Regions from separate parts of the Mus musculus genome. Here region 1 is linked to region 2. Evidence: chromatin loops called from intact Hi-C (ENCODE). Cell type or tissue: gastrocnemius. All regions are shown on one strand.

Region 1 (8,000 bases), 740 kb after region 2:
TGGAGGACAGTCAGGATGCAGACTCTGGCACCATGTTTTGTTTTTTTGGTTTTTGGTTTTTGGTTTTTGGTTTTGTTTTGTTTTTTGTTTTAAAGAAAGCATTGCTGACTTAGCATCCTTCTTTCTCCCTTACATTATTTTATTTTTTAATATGTCTTTATTCATTTTTAATTAAGAGAATTTTGTTTGTTTTTATTTGTTTCACAGCAGGGTTTCTCTGTGTAGCCCTGGTTGTTCTGGAACTCACTGTGCAGACCAGGCTGACCTTGAACTCAGATCCACCTGCCTCTGCCTCCTCCTGAGTTCTGGTGTGCACCGCCACCACTTTTTAAAAACTTTTATGTATATGAAAGTTTTACCTCCATGTATGTATGTACACTACATATAGGCCCACTCCTCACAGAGGTCAGAAACGTGTCAGACTCCTTGGAAGTGGAGTTTTGTGAGCTACCATGTGAATTTTTGGAACTAAACTCGGGTCCTCTGTAAGAGCAAGTCTGCTGAACTGCAGAGCTATCTTTCCAACCCTATTTCCTAACTGAGACAGGGCCTAGCACACTCCCACACTGGCCTGAAGCTAGTTACTGTTCTATATGATTCCCTTGCTTCCATCTCCTGACCTCGGGAGTTATGGACATGTGCCATGGTAGCTAACAAAGCGATTTTCCCCCTCAAGGCCTTGTCCATGCCAAGTAAGGCTGGACCACTGAGCTATAGCCCAAGGCCTGCTAGCATCTTTCCTTACCACATGCTCATTGAAGAAATTTAGAAATCTCAAAGCCTAAGAAGAAGAGAAAGGTATTTGCAGCCTCACTGCGTAGCACAAACACCGGTATTTGAGTGCGTGTCCTCAGCTGAATGCTTACAGATGCACACATTCATCTGGTTTTATAACTGTGAAGGATGCACACTTCTGGATGTATCTGTGAGGGTAGTGTTGAGAGGTTTAATCGAAGAGGGAAGACCTGCCCTAAATGTGGGCAGCATCCCATGTACGTGCGTCCTGGAGTAAGAGGAAGGGGGAAGAAGGATGCTGCTGACTTGGTACCAGCAGTCACCTGTTTCTCCTTCCTCGCTGTGATGCAGCTTGACCTGGCCTGGCCGCTTCATGCTTCCCCACCCCGGCGTTCTGTGACCCTCAGACCCTGAGTCTGTGTTTCCTTCCCTTCTTAAATTGTTAGGTATTTGGTCACAGCAACAAGAAAAGGAAACTAATGTGGGAGTCGGCTTGACCTTGTTTTATAAGCTGTAGGGTTTTTTTTTCTTTCTGTTTTCATGTGTGTATGTACATGTTTTCATATGCATGTGTGTGTGTGTGTCTGTGTGTGTGTGTGTGTGTCTGTGTGTGTGTGTGTGTGTCTGTGTGTGTCTGTGCTCGCACATGTACATGTATATGGAGGCTCAAGATTGTTGTCAGGAGTATCATCCTCCATCCGTCTCCCACCTTATTTAGTGAGGCAGCATCTCTCAGTCAAACACAGATCAGAGGTATGGACCGATCTCACTAGCTGGCTTGTTGCGGGGTCCTCTGTCTCGGCCTTCCAAGATTGGAGCTATAGGTGGGCCATTATGTCCTTCAGGCATTTATATGAACTGGGGTCCTGCAACTCCAGTCCTCACCCTTGTGTAGCAAAGGGTTTACATACTGAGCCATCTCCCCAGACCCCTTGGCCTGTTTCTTATGGTCAGCAAACAGTAGCTTGTGAATGACTTTGTACACACAAATATCTCTGTGACACAGTTATCCATTTTGTGAGATGATTTCCAGAAGGTTGTGTGTGTCTCGCCCGGTCAACAGAAACAGCAACACAAGTTCAGAATCTCATACATTTGAGGTTGCATGATGCTTTGGAGTTCCTGCCCAGCTTGTAGGCAGCAGGGTATCCTGCCGGAAGTATTTCCATCCTGTGCTTTGGTGACTGGGCCCTCGTGCCCACTGAGCTAGGCACACTTGGACTGCTTAACTCAGTGATCTGGGCCCTGTCCTTGGATATTTGAGTTAGCAAACCTGCACTAGAAAATGTGCATAATGAAAAGGTAATATTATAGGTCATTTATGTCAGCTCATTTTTGTTGAATGCAGTCTCATCGTTGCTAGGGGCTATTCCAGATTACAAGTAGTGTCTGAATAAATGCATTGGTGAAAAGGATGGTGAAAATAGCAATCGCTTGCTCTTGGCTGGGTGAGAATTTGGGCACACTCAGCCGTGGGTAACACTCATTTGGTATGAGTGGGGACTCCAGCCCCCTAGACTCTGACTTGGGTGAAAGGTGGGGTGTTTCAACCCTAGGGAAAGGGCTCTACAGCTTTCTGAGAGTGGCAGCCTCTCCAGGTAGCCCAGAGGCCCAGGAAGAGCTCCTGTCACTAGAGTCAAGGCTGGAGTGGCCTCCCCGAGGGTGCGAGGAGGCAGGATGCCCCTCTCCTGGAAATGGAGTGATTTACATTTGGCATCTGTGCGGACAGAGAGAGGGAATTGGCTTTGTAATTTCTCCTGTCATGCCGCGCCATCAGGAAATTAAGCTGTTTACTCTGCAGACTATGGAGGTTAATGGCTCTTCTGGGAGAGGTCAAGTGGTCATTTTGCAGGGAGGCTGCACCGAGGAATCGGAAACGGCAGGAAAACGAAGCATAAAATCTGAGCTGACTGCTCTTCCACTGTGGCCTGCGTCTCCAGTAGCCACAGTGGCCCTCAGTAGCTGGAGGGCCCCCCGGGCTCTCCTGCAGTGGGCCACACGGTGCCAGAAAGAAAAGAAGACTATATCCTGTCACTAGTGAAGGGACATACATTTAAGATGCCTGTTCGCTATTTCCCTTAAAGTGTTTACGGCCAACAGTTGGCTTCAGGTAGATTTTTGATTTCCTAAATGAGTAAGAAATAGAGAAATTGTGGGCTCTATAAAAAGCAGCCCAGATTCAGTTTAAAAAAGTAAGAAAGAGAATGGGCAGGGGTGAGAGGGTAAGTAGCTTGTTGTTGGTAGCATGTGTGAGACTCTCGGTCTTGGTTCCATTCTCAGCACCATATAAACGGAGGTGGTGGCGTACACCTGTAGTTCCAGGACTTGGGGGTGGAGACAGAAGGATCTCTGTGAGTTGGAGGCCAGCCTGGTCTACATAAAGAATGCCAGGCTAGCCGGGCTACATAGTTAAGAGCCTGTTTCAAAAACAAGCCTCCGCTTGTTGAGAGGGGGGGGGGGGGCAAGGTTTCCATTTTGATTCCCGAGACTCCTTCTCCTCTGGCTCAGAAGGCCGGGCTTTGGTGAGTCCAGATAACCTGAAGTCCTTTTTACTTTCGAATAAACTTCTAGATCTGGGGCCAGCAGAGCTGTGGTTCGAGGACTCCTTAGGGGTGCCGTTTCTAAATGAGAGGGGCCTGTTTCCATCCACCCAGTCTCCGGGATCCTGTATCCATCTGTCCCCAGGGCAGCTTGGAAATCCCCAGAATCCTCGGCTGAGAAACAGCTGCGCCTGTTCCAGTTGTGTTGTAGAAGTTTCTGTTTGCTTCCTGGCAAACGCCTCTGAGCTGAGTTAGGTCTGTCCCTGCTCTGTCCTCTGCCCAACCCACCTCTGCCCACCCTCTCCTTCTCCTGGGAGCTTCCTCTGAGCAAGAGTTGTAGCCTCTGGGCCCGTGTGCAAGGAAGATGGCCCATCTGTGGGTTTGGAGGTGGCCTAGTGTGAAGCCCATCAGGTGCTCTAGTGATCCCAAAGTGCTCCCTCGGTCTTCGGACTCCTTCCCCTCGCTCCATGTGAGCCGCCTCCCCTCAGGACACAGCTTGTCTCTCTGTCACTTACTCGCGCAGCTCACCATCTTTGCTCTCACAGTTTCTCTGTGAGTCTTTTTGCATCTCTTCTATGCTGGGAGCCAGGGGTGCATGCCAGGTGCCAGGTCCCAGGTCGTGCAGGTCCCTGAGCCCTTCATAGAGTCCTGGACTGAGACTAAGCCACCTGCCACCCAGACAGTGCAGCTCCAGCACCAATGGCTCCCTCTGCTGGACAAATACTGTTTATCCTTCTCCAGTTCTTTGAAGCTCTGGACCTGGCTAAGGAAATAGGCATTATAGTTTATTGTAACAATAGAAAAAAAATAAAGCTGTGTGTGTACGCATGCATGAATGCCTGGGTATGTGCGTGCGGGCCTGCCTGCCTGCTGCCTGCCTGTGTGTCAGTAAGTGTAAGCATGCTCGTGCCAGGGTAAGCATGTTTGAGGTCACAGGTGTGTGTGTGTGTGTGTGTGTGTGTGTGTGTGTCTGTCTGTCTGTCTGTCTGTCTGTCTGTCTTCCTGTGTCTGCCTGCCTACCTGCATGTTTGTTTATAAGTGTAGGTGTGCTCATGCCAGGGTGTATGCATGTAGAGGTCACAGGACAACCTCGGGAATCACTCTTTATCTTCTACCATGTTTGAGACAGGGTCTCTTTGTTGTTTGCCAGGCTGGTTTCTGGGGCTTTGTCTGTCTCTGCTTCTCATCTGTCGCAGGAGTGCTGGGACTGCAGACACATGCTACCAGGCCTGGCTTCATGTGGGTTCTGGGGAACTGAAGGTCCTCATGCTTGCTTGGCAAGTGTTCTACTCACTTAGCCACCTTGTCAGCCCCAAGAAGCCTTTTAAGAAAATTTCTTCAGGGCTTCAGAGATGACTTAGTGGTTAAGGTTGTTGGCATGCAAGCAAGAGGGTTGGAGTTTGGATACCCTGGACCCACATAAATGCCAGCTGGTGTAGCAGACTGCCTGTACTTCCAGGCTGGTAGAGATGGGATATTCTAAGAGAAGGATGGCTGATGCAAGACTAGTGCTATCAGCAAACCCTGAGTTTGACTGAGACACTACTTCCCCCCAAAATTACAGTGCAAAAGTGGCCCAGGGAGCTTGACACGTAGCCTCAGGCTTCTGCATGTGTGCACACATGCACCACACATACATGTCACTGCTCTAGAGACCGTGGGACTAGGAGGATGGGGAACGAGTCAGACTAAAGCCACATGCAATTGCCTACGTTATTCAGAGCATCTGACAATTTATACTCTGAGGGTTAAGAGAAATCACATGAGTAACGTTTTCATGAGTTTGAAAGCTGCATACAATCATGAGAACAAGCTACACGTGGCAAAAATACATTCTCCATAGAGGCTTATCAAGTATGGCTTCAATGTCTAATTGAGTAACAACAGCAAGCAAGAATGAGTATTGGAAGTAACCTCACTCCTAGCCGCTATACCTGGGAGGAGCACAAAACACTTTCCAAGAATAATTCCATGTTTTGAAGAAATTGAGGTCATAGAGTCTTGTCTTGTTTTCTTGGCATTTTCTCACAAGCACTCAGCGTTCTCACGTGACTCCATTCCTGGACCGTGTTCCAGCACATGCACATGGAAAGGTGAAAAAGAAAAGACATTCGTGAGATCGGATCTGCTATGTATCCTCAGCTGACCTAGAGTTCACAATCTTCCTGCCTCAGCCTCCTGAGTGCTGGATTACAGGAGTGACCCCACCAGGCCTGGGGCTTGTATTATTTTACCACTGAGCCTCCTATCTCAGGGCCTCTGTCTTAGCTCCACGAGCAGCTGTTTATAGTAGTCGTCTCCAGTCTTTTGGTGAGTGGTGTTTGTGTTCTAGGCATTGTGTAAGGAATGGTGTTGTTTATGTAGTGTGTTACTTTGCCCTAGATATGGGTGGTTTTGATTGCTTTGACTATGTCACAGGCGAGGAAGCTGAGGTCTAAAGGCTTACATAGAGCAAAGTCACTTTTAGAAATCAGAGAAGGAATTTCAGTATTGAAGACAGCCTACATCCCCTGTTCTCGGATCCTCAGCTCGCATGCTGAGTTAATGTCCCCTGGACGGAGAAGGAAGGGAAGACTGACGTGGGTGCTCAGACTCCCCTAATAACTCAGAACTTGGATTCCTGTGCCATTTTCTGGGTTTCAGTGAACCTCATCTCTGGAGGGTGATGGCTAAGCCACCTTCTTGCCTCCTTGGTCACGTGGCTTTGCTCAGAGAGCCCCAGAAATGGATGACATTGCAGCTAGGACTCTTATGTACCTCGAGGGAGGCCTTGGTCTGATGTGGATGGGCTGTGGGTCTAAGCACTGGGGCTAAACCGAGGAACCCTCCGAGGAGCTGAGCCTGCGCTGTCTCTGGGAGGTTGGGAAGACATTCTTGTCTCAAGGAAGCAGCTGGTGCCTGTGAAACCTGGCACCTTGCCTGACCCCAGCTAATAGGGATGTCGCAGGCTGCTGTGGAACTAATGGAGCACTCTCCTCAGGCAGCAGTTAGGGGTTAATTATTAGCAATTAGGGAGTCAGCACATGCTCTGGGGGGGCTGCCGTCCCTTCCCGAAACACGGGTCACTTGTCTTCCTCTGTGTTAGTAACGGGATCCATCTGTCCCCCTTGGGTTCCTGGTTAATCATTGTGGTAGGGGTCCCTACAAGGCCAGCAGCAGGGGGCTAGTGGCTGAATGACCCATGATGCCCCACTGCCGCTGGCCCTCTGCTTCTGCCATGTGGCCTCTGTCGGTTACTCTCAGCATGGCATCGGGACTGGCCTGCACCTGTGGCTCTCTGTGAACCCCCTTCCCTTGTGCTCTCTTGCAGACGCTATTACAAGGAGACCTCTGGCCTGATGCTGGACGTTGGAGGTTACATGAAGGCGCTCGAGGTACCTGCCCTGGTGCTGCCCCAGGCCCTGGCTTTCTGGAGAAGATGGTGTACTTTATAGACAAGTAGCCTCTCATGTTTCTGAGTGGAGCATCCTGTGTGGGGCTTGAGCCACACCCCCGTCTCCTCTGTGGAAGTAATGGAGGTCTCTCCTCAGGCAGCAGTTAGGGTCCATTATCTTGATCATCACACAGTCATTATGTATGTATGTGTCATCCCTCTGACCCCCAGCCAACCTCTGGGTGCTCTTTCCCAGCATGCTCTTCACCACTCTGACTCATGGCTTTAGTGTCTCTTCAGATCACCTGCTTCCTTCCCAGCCCTGTAACCCCTCAGGCTGTGTGTCCTCCCAACTCCTCTCCTGAGATGACTTTCCAGGTTATAAAGCCTTCTGTGGCAAGACCTCCAGAGTCCACTGTGACTGGCCTGTCAGTTACCCCTGCCCAGATTCCTGCTAGACCATGTCCCAGCTCCACAATAGTAGCAGCCCCTGTCCACCTGTGCCCAGGCGAGAAGGGTGAGCAGGTGGGTGGATTGAATCCTAGACACACTTAGGAGGGCCTTTGATCTACTTGGAGGTGGGTAGCAGGGAGAGGCAAGAGATGGGATTGTAGCTGAACAGGCAAATGAGAGCCTTGGTCTCCTGTCCCTTGGGAGACTCGTGGTTCTGCTAGGTAAGGTATGCCACTTGCTGTGGGCACTCTTGAAGTAGGCGGCAGAGCTGGAGGTAGGTGTCCTAAGCATTCTAGGCAGCAGCCTGTTGTGGAGTTGTGACACGCTTGCCTGTGAGAGGGTTTGAGGCCCATGGCATCCTGATCATCATGAGGCGGTCAGTCTTTCCATGTGTGTCTACTCCCGTGTTCCTGATCTGAAACTCATACTGTGTCTTCTCTTTGCCAGTATGCCTGTGGTATCAAGGCTGAAGTGGTGGGGAAACCCTCCCCTGAGTTCTTCAAGTCTGCTCTACAAGCCATAGGGGTGGAAGCCCACCAGGTAGGCACAGCAGAATTTCCTTTCTTCTTTACATGTTTAAAACGACATTTACTTATTTATATACTTATTTGGGGTATGAGATTGTGTGGGTTCCGGGAACCAAACTCAGGTTGACAGGATCAGCAGCAAGTGCTAACACCCGCTGAACCATCCTGCTGGCCCCGATCGTTTCTCACCGTGAGGAAGGAGACAGTTTCTTACCATGCAGCCCAACAACTGGGTCACACAGAGTCTTCACTTCGAATTGTTTTTGTCCTTTAAAATACTAATGCTTTCCTTCCTTGCTTTCCATGTGCGTGTACATGTACATGTGTATAAGTCACAGGCACACATGTGCCACAGTGTGCATGTGGAGGGCG
Region 2 (8,000 bases):
ATTCACATCCCACTAGTCAGATCAGAAGGTCGATAAGGAAGCTTGGAAAATGAATCTAAACATTCTCAGGAACTGGAGGCCTAAGACCGCAAGCAGCAGGCATCCACAAGCAATGCGAATTATTCAGGAAGTATCTAAGGCTTGGTCACTGGGATGAATGAGCTCATACCAGCCAATGAATTTCCATATTTGTATCTCTTCCCTAGCTATAGAGGCCAATGTAAGTGTCCAAATGGCCCATGTGGCTCCTACAGGGGTCCACATTGATCCCTCCATTCCCCACCCAAGCCTTCTCCACACCCTTCTGATTGAGGCCCTGCCTGGCTTCTCTTCCCACTCTGCTCTCAGCATCCCAACAATCACTGCTCAGGCTCCACTCTGTCTCTCTGGCCCTCCAGCCTCTCCTGGTTACTCTTTCCTCTTCTCATGAGCTCTTGTGCCTTTTGACTTCTTCAAACATTTTCCTACCCTTGATCCTTCTCTATGTCTTCCTGCATGGAATATCCAGCTCCTCACCCAAGCACATTGCATAGACTATAAATATATCTAAATAGGACATATGTGTGTATACTGTGTATATTTTGTATCTATTCATCTATTCTCCTACCCACCTCTAAATCCACCTATCAACCCATCCAGCCATCTACCAATGTACCTACTCATCCATCCATCATCCATCTACCCCTCTATTCATCATCAATCTTCAATCTACCCTCCATAATCCATCCATCCATCCATCCGTCCGTCCGTCTGTCCGTTCGTCCATCCATCCGTCCATCCATCCTTCCACCCACTCATTAATCTCCAAATAAAGCATATGTGATCTTTCCCTGCCACAGACAAACCTCACTTGGGTCCTCTATCCATGGGTGAAACGGGTTCTGGTTACAGGTGGGCAAAGAGAGAGTTGGCGAGAAATGGCAAACAAATACAGACACTGAGAGAGTGTATATCTGAATGTAATTTGTCTCAAAATGAGCATCAGTTTTATATAATACAGAAAACAGAGGAGTAGGATATCACAGCAGGCAAGGTACATTGAAGTATCTGACACAAAACAGAGGAATGCCTTCAAAGGACTGGCAGGAACCAACTGGGATAAAATCAATGTTAACAACTGGGATCAAAAGCAGCCCCACCTAAGGTCAGCTTAATCTTAGCAGTCAGGGGCAAGGGCTTCGTGCCCTTGCCATAGTTCTAATTCTAGTCTATTGTATAGTCCACCTCCCCCCTAGGACATTGTAAATTCCTGTGTATGGGTGTAACTCAGCTATCTATAGTTCTAAGTATCTACTCTGGTTCCTCCTTAGACCACAACCTTCCTTCTTCCTAGATAATGGTAAATTCCTGCATATGGGAGTAACTTGGCTATTATTCTAAGTGATTGTGTGTGGGGACTTTCTAATAATAAGTAATGTAGTCTGCCATACCTGACTGTAATGAAGACTCTAAGTATACTTTGCTAAGCTTGCCCTGAGATTCTAACTCTAGGTAGGAGATAGTAATGCCTGATTTCTTTCACTGTCTCTCTTACAATACTAGAGGCAATTCTGAATGTCACTAAATAGGCAACATTCTTACTGAATTCAAAGCTCAAGGACTGCCTAGGACTGGTGAAGGAATATAACTTAGCTATATGTCAAAATCAATCTTTAGAGGCACTTATAATAAAGCAATATTAAGGGAGAGCACACAGATCCATTTACCGACTAAAGCAAGGACAAATTTGGAGCATTCGTCATTATAGGATGCCACGTTCCTGGCGACTGTTTCCGTGAACTTTTCGCCTCGGGACTGTGTCCAGGCTTTTGGCTCTGTCACACGGGTCACTATTGGAGTGGATGTGGCATTTCCCCATGATATACTCCTAGGCTCATCTTCTCTCTACTGTCCCACTGTCTCACTAATCCTTTAATCCCATAGTGTCATGACCATGGTATGTCAGAAACATAACCATGTTTGTGCTTTTCCACAATACCAGAATTTTTTTTTTCAGAAATTTTTGTATAAAAATAAACTCACAAGTTTTGGTGATTTTGTTGGCAACAACTTACAAAGCAGTACCACTTACCTTAGCCCTCCTCCCTTAGCCCTCCTTAGACAAACACGGGTTCTTTATTTTTAATTTATTATTGATATTAATTCTCAGATTATATATTGCACACCAAACACTAAGTCTCTCTCTCTCTCTCTCTCTCTCTCTCTCTCTCTCTCTCTCTCTCTCTCTCTCTCCCCACACACACACACACACAAATTCTACCATCTATCTATCTATCTATCTATCTATCTATCTATCATCTATCTATCTATCTATCTATCTATCTATCTATCATCTATATGTGATTTATCTATCTCTACCTGCCTATCTATCTTCTTCCTCTACATCATTTGTCTATCATCTATCTATCTATCTATCTATCTATCTATCTATCTATCTATCTATCTATTTTAGAAAATGACTACAAAGGGTTAGAGTGCAAAGAGGCTTGAGAAACAGTGAAGCCACCTTATCCAGAAGTCAGAGGCCATGGTACAGTGCCTTCTGCTTCTCCTTACAGGGAGTTCTGTGAAACCAGCTAGAAAGTCCTCCAGGACCTCGGCTGTCAGCAAGATGACCACTGAGGGGAGCCCTTGAACCATCAACCATGAATGTTATTGTCCTAGTTTCAGGTCGTAGTCCCACAGCCGCTTGGATTTGTGGCTGTCCTTACACCTGATGTCCTTGAGTTTGCCTATGATGCAGCACGTCTCCTTTCTCCAGGTGCAGGACCAGAGTGGACAACCCAAGGTAGAGGAGCTGGGCTCTGCCACACAATTCCTGTGTGACTCTGAGCAAGCCATACATTCTCTCTGGGGCTGTCTTCTTATGCCAGTCAGGATCCTTGGGAAGGGGCAAACAGAACTGGCTCTGACCAGCTGAAACTTTTTGGGGCAAATGCCAAGGATGACAGAGATGGAGCAAATCAGGAAAGAGCAGAGAGGGGCTGACAGCCAAGACCCAACAAGGTCGTCTCAACGGAGATGCCTTGCTTGTTCTCACTGCCTGGCTAGCTGCTGTCCCTGCTGAAGAACTCTGGAACAACCCTGCCCTCTTTGATCCTGCTTCTCTGAGACCCCCATCAGGGTTCCTGTCCTGGTTGAGGTTGCCTGGCTTCAGAATCTGTACATGGATGGTTCTAGAAACAAGCCAGCTCCCAGGTGGGAAGGGCTTTGGACCTGATAACTACATGGGACCAATATTTGTCACACTCCTTACCTGTGCAGTTAGCTCTAGGCTAGCCTAGCTTGAAGAGCAGCAATAGCAGCAGAAGTGAGGACAGCAATGTACCTGATGTCATGTCCTTGGTGATCCTGTAGTTCACACCACGTATCAAACATTGGCCACAGTCCCTGATGGTCATTAACTCACCAAACACTCAAGAAACTCCAAACATAAATCTGATCATGTTATGGACAAAGAAAGTGGGTGTGGTGGTCTGTTTTCTTTTACTATACTGAAATACCCAAAGCTGTGTCATGCCTAAGAAAAGAGGTTTATTTAGTCAGGGGTGTGGTGCTGGCTCACTTTTGCTTCAGCTCTGAGTGAGAACCCTACAGTGGGAAAGTAAAAGGGGAGCTGTGAATGCCCACCACAGGCTTGTGTTTGAACACTCAACCCTGGCAGATGGTGCCATTTGGGAAGGTTGTGGGGTCTTTAGGAGGTAGGGCCTTACCGGAGAAAATGTCTCAGGGGGAATGAGGTATGTATTCAGGTTTACAGTCAGGCTCAGCTTCCAGCTCCAGTTTCTGCTTCTGCTGCATAGTCTGTGGAGATGTTAGAAACCATGCCACAAGTTCCTACCAGTGTGGAACGCAGGAGCCAGCTGCTACGCCATCCCTGCTGTGAATCTATGAGCCACGTAAGTCTCTCTACCTTAAGTGGCATCTTCTCAGGTGTTTGGTCACAACATTAAGAAATGTAACTAGTGCAGAACCTCAGAGGACTTTGGGATGTCAGTGGAACTACAAACCCTCTTAGTTATCTCTAAGGGGAGATGAATTCCCCAGACTCCAGACCCTACCTCAGGAAGGTTCCATTGCCTCTTAGTGGCACTTCAATGGAGACCAAACTTCCAACACAAGCCTCTGAGTTCACACTTAGACTGCATCTATACTTAGCAGAGAGTTGAAATTATATCTCCAAGGTCATGCGCCTAGTGAGAGGCATTAGGGATAATTCCAACGCAGGCATTTGGTTCTCTTAACCCTATATTAGACTGCTACTTTGGGTACAGAGACCCTCGCTACCCCAAAACCCCACTGAAGGGCGAGCATGAGTCAGCGTGGGGCATACATACACACACACACACACACACACACACACACACACACACACACACACACATATATAGTCTCTAGGGTTTAAAATCTTTTCTGTCTGCTAAGGTGAGGCATCCTGATTTTCTGAACAAAAGAAACATCAAGAAATGTTAGACAAACACAACTGCGTCTGAGGGAGAGAAGTAACATTTCATCTTCAGACATTACACCAAGAAGTCTGTGAAATGAGAAAAGCCAACCAACATTCACTTTCAAAGCCCTTCAGGGCCTCTGACAAAAACTCCTCAGGCTTTCTGAGGAAGTTGGCAGTGGAGCGTCTTTACAAGAGATTCACCACTTGGGGGCAGACTGGGCCTTGTGGAGAATATCAAGTTTGGGCTTGAGAAGTGTCTCAGCCTAAAAAAAAAAGAAAGAAAGAAAAGCAGGCTGTTTGCAGCCTGGCCAGGATGCGTGGCTCCAGGGACCAGAACTGTATTTTTATCTGCTGCTCATTTTTAGCAATCTGGTAGAAGTCTTCTTTTTTGACACACAAAAGGAGTTGGCTGCCTTTTGCAAGAAGGAGTCCCTGTTTAGGAGAATGGTCTATGGCTGGAGCTGCTCCTCTCAAGTTTGTCACCAGAGCTGTGCCCTTAGGGAGATCACGTCCCTCTTCCTCCTCCTTGCAAGCATAGCTCTGCATTGCCTCTGGTAGGCCAAATGCCTTCCTGCTTCTCAGCTAAGCTGGACAGCTTTGTCATGGTGATAGACCCTGGGCTCCTACAGCTACCCATCATGCTTTGGGCTGGGCTGAGGACCTCCCATTTGGGCAAATGGGGATGAGTATTAGGTAACATACTCACCCTCTCATGCCTGTCCCCCCCAATAAGCTGACTGGGCCTAACATGAGGTGGATGTATGCCTGAAGATGTTCCTGGCAGGCATTTGCTCTGCTCTAGGCCATTCCTAGAACTTTGGTTCCATCTGGGGTCCAGCCCTGAGAAGGGCAAGATCTCATTTAGAGGAAGAGCTCAGCTCCCACAATGCCTCCTTCCTTCCCAGCTCTAGACCCTGGTACGTATGGGCTCCTAGTTGCCACCCACTCAGGTTCCAGTAAGGACCACAGCATGGCAGGGTGGAAAGCTGTGCTTTCCTGCCCCCCAAGCTTTGCATGAGAATCTTTCGGGTCCCTGGGGTCTGGTGAGTTGAGTGAGTGAAGTAAGGCTGTGTGCCATGTGCCTCATGGCCTAACTTACACACCTTGCTATGTGTGCCTTTCCCTCAGGGATGCAGGATTTGTTTGTTTTACCGTGGATATTCTTAGAAAGATTATAGCTGGCTCCAGTAAGGCAATAGGCCCTGGGGGAACTGCAGGGAACAGAGCAGGACTAGCATTCCATAAAGTGTCCCAGGGATGACACTACCCACAGTGGGTTGGACCATCTCATATCAACCATTAATCAAGAAAATGATCTACAGACATGTCCATGTCTGATGGAGGCAATTCCTCAGCTGAGGTTCCCTCTTTGTAAGTGACTAGTTTGTGACAAGTTGACAAAAGCTAAATAGAAGACTGTTACAAGAACCCTCAACAGGGCTCTAATATATGGACCTGGAGGCATGTCCTTCCTTCAAAGTCATCAAATGCCTACTATGGGTGGTCCCAGCCACTGCCTGTGGGAAGCTTAGAGAGCCAAGGACCTAGTACAGTTGCTATACTATGGCTTGGTCTAGAATGTAAGAGAATTGAGGGGAAGATTGTGCTGTGCTTTAAATGTTCCCCTTGCTCTTTCCACTTAAAAGAAGTACATATTAGATTCATTTGGTAAGAAGGATTCCTAAGTGAGGAAAGGCCCCACCAGACTGGTCTGTGGGAAAGTCTGTGTGGGTGGTACCACTTCTGGGCTGGTAGTCTTGAGATGCATAAGAAAGCAAGCTGAGCAAGCCATGGGGAGCAAGCCAGTAGGTAGCACTCCTCCGTGACTTCAGCTTCAGTTCCTGGGTTCCTGCTTTGAGTTCCTGTCTAGGCTTCAGTGATAGAATATGACATAGTGAGAACTCTTTGATAAAATTAACTCTTCCTTCTCCAAGCTGCTTTTGGTCACAGCATTTTATCACAGCAATAGAAACTTGACTATGACAAGGGTTTATTTTGGCTCGCAGTTTGATGGTACAGTCAGTTCATCACGGTGGGGAAAAGCATGGTGGTTTGACTGTGAGGCAGATGGTCACTCTGACTCCACAGTCAGGCATCTCAGAGAGATGAATGCTGGTACTCAGCTTGCTTTCTACTTTTTATTCAGACTGGGACCCCAGCCCATGGAATGGTGCTGCACAGTTAGAATGGCTCCTCCCACTTCTGTTAACTTTTCTGGAAACTCCCTCTTAGACATGTCCAGAAGCTTATCTCTAAGGTGATTCTTGATTCTGTTGAGTGACTTGTAGCTCACCAGTTCAGCTAGGCTGGCCAGGGATCTTCTTACCTTTGAATCCCCACGCCTGGGGTTACCAATGTGTAGTATTACTATGCTGTACTTAAGAAAAGTAAAACAGGCTCTGGGGATCAAACATGGAGCTAGACTGGCAATCAGAAATCCTCAGAGACCCTCTTGACTTTGTACTAACCCTAACCCTAACCCTAACCCTAACCCTAACCCTAACCACTAACCCTAACTGTAACCCTAAACCCTAACTGTAACCGTAACCGTAACCCTAACCCTAACACTAAACCCCAAACCTAACTCTAACCCTAACCCTATCCCCCCCACCCCCCGTAGGAATAGCACTCAGGATCCGCTAGATGAAGAGGAGGCTGCCATGCCCATGGCAGAGGGTAGCTAACTAACATCAGCACCTGACCATTGCTTGGCAAAGGCAGTCACATATCCCTCCACAGATAGGAAGCAAGAGCTAGCTAGGATAAAGATGCAAAGATTGGGGGTGGACATAGATCCTCCCAACTGATTCCCTAGTTGGGGACCCAGCAGACCCTTTCTAAAGGCTGAGCATTTCTTTTGTACCACCCCCACCAGTACTTCCATGAGAAACCTGTCAAAATAAATTACATATTATAGATTCTGGGGAGTTGGGGGACCAGCTGTTACCAAAATGCTTGGTCTAATTTTAAGTTGATTCATTATGCATGATTAATTCCCAAAGTCCTGAGAAAGAGAGAGAGAGAGAGAGAGAGAGAGAGAAGAAAGAGAGAGAGAGGTGAGCCTAGCTCCCCTAGCACATGGTTCAGTCACACTGGAAACATGTCTGAGCTGTCCCTTTACCCCATAATTGCTGCTGCTGCTGCCATCTTAATTTCCACTCTGTATCAGGAGATATTTAGATAAACACAAATGCGAAGACCTTAGTTTATTTATAAGTTTATTTATGTGTGTAGGTATATGCATATGCTTGTGTATATATGTGTATGGATGTATATGTGTGTATATGTGTATATGTATGTTTATTATGTATGCATATATATATATATATATGTTTGTATATGTGTTTGTGTGTCTGTTTATGGTGTGTGTGTGTGTGTGTGTACAGGTGTGTATGTGAGTGTGTGCATGTGTATGTGTGTGTGTATGCCAGCACTTTCTTACGTATCTAACACTAGATGTTCCAGGATAAGCTGTTCTATTCCCTGCTGGCCCTGGAGCCAGTCATTTCCTTGGGAAGTTTCTTTTCTTATTGAGCACAGCATTAGA

What was found. A loop is a pair of places that touch in the nucleus more often than their neighbours do. Peaks named below come from ENCODE experiments on the same cell type or tissue, not always from the same donor. Only the 100,000 strongest peaks of a DNase experiment are listed, where the experiment ranks them.
Region 1: a loop joins it to region 2, with 8 times the contacts of the local background. A loop is called at or near these places in 5 of 42 quality-filtered maps.

What each region holds. Positions count from the first base shown.
Region 1 is chr7:132,634,939-132,642,938 of GRCm38, forward strand. Lhpp (phospholysine phosphohistidine inorganic pyrophosphate phosphatase) reads left to right here. Exons shown (of 7, transcript NM_029609.1): 4 at 6,586-6,649; 5 at 7,549-7,641. Among named protein-coding and RNA genes, the nearest start is that of Lhpp, 28 kb to the left of the region's middle. In gastrocnemius, a CTCF peak has its summit at 3,984 (motif pointing left); DNase peaks (open chromatin) are centred at 3,659, 3,930 and 6,190.
Region 2 is chr7:131,894,849-131,902,848 of GRCm38, forward strand. No RefSeq gene overlaps it. Among named protein-coding and RNA genes, the nearest start is that of Gm34725, 65 kb to the right of the region's middle. In gastrocnemius, CTCF peaks have their summits at 2,625 and 4,647 (motif pointing right); DNase peaks (open chromatin) are centred at 2,638, 2,947, 4,668 and 5,015; H3K27ac peaks cover 644 bases.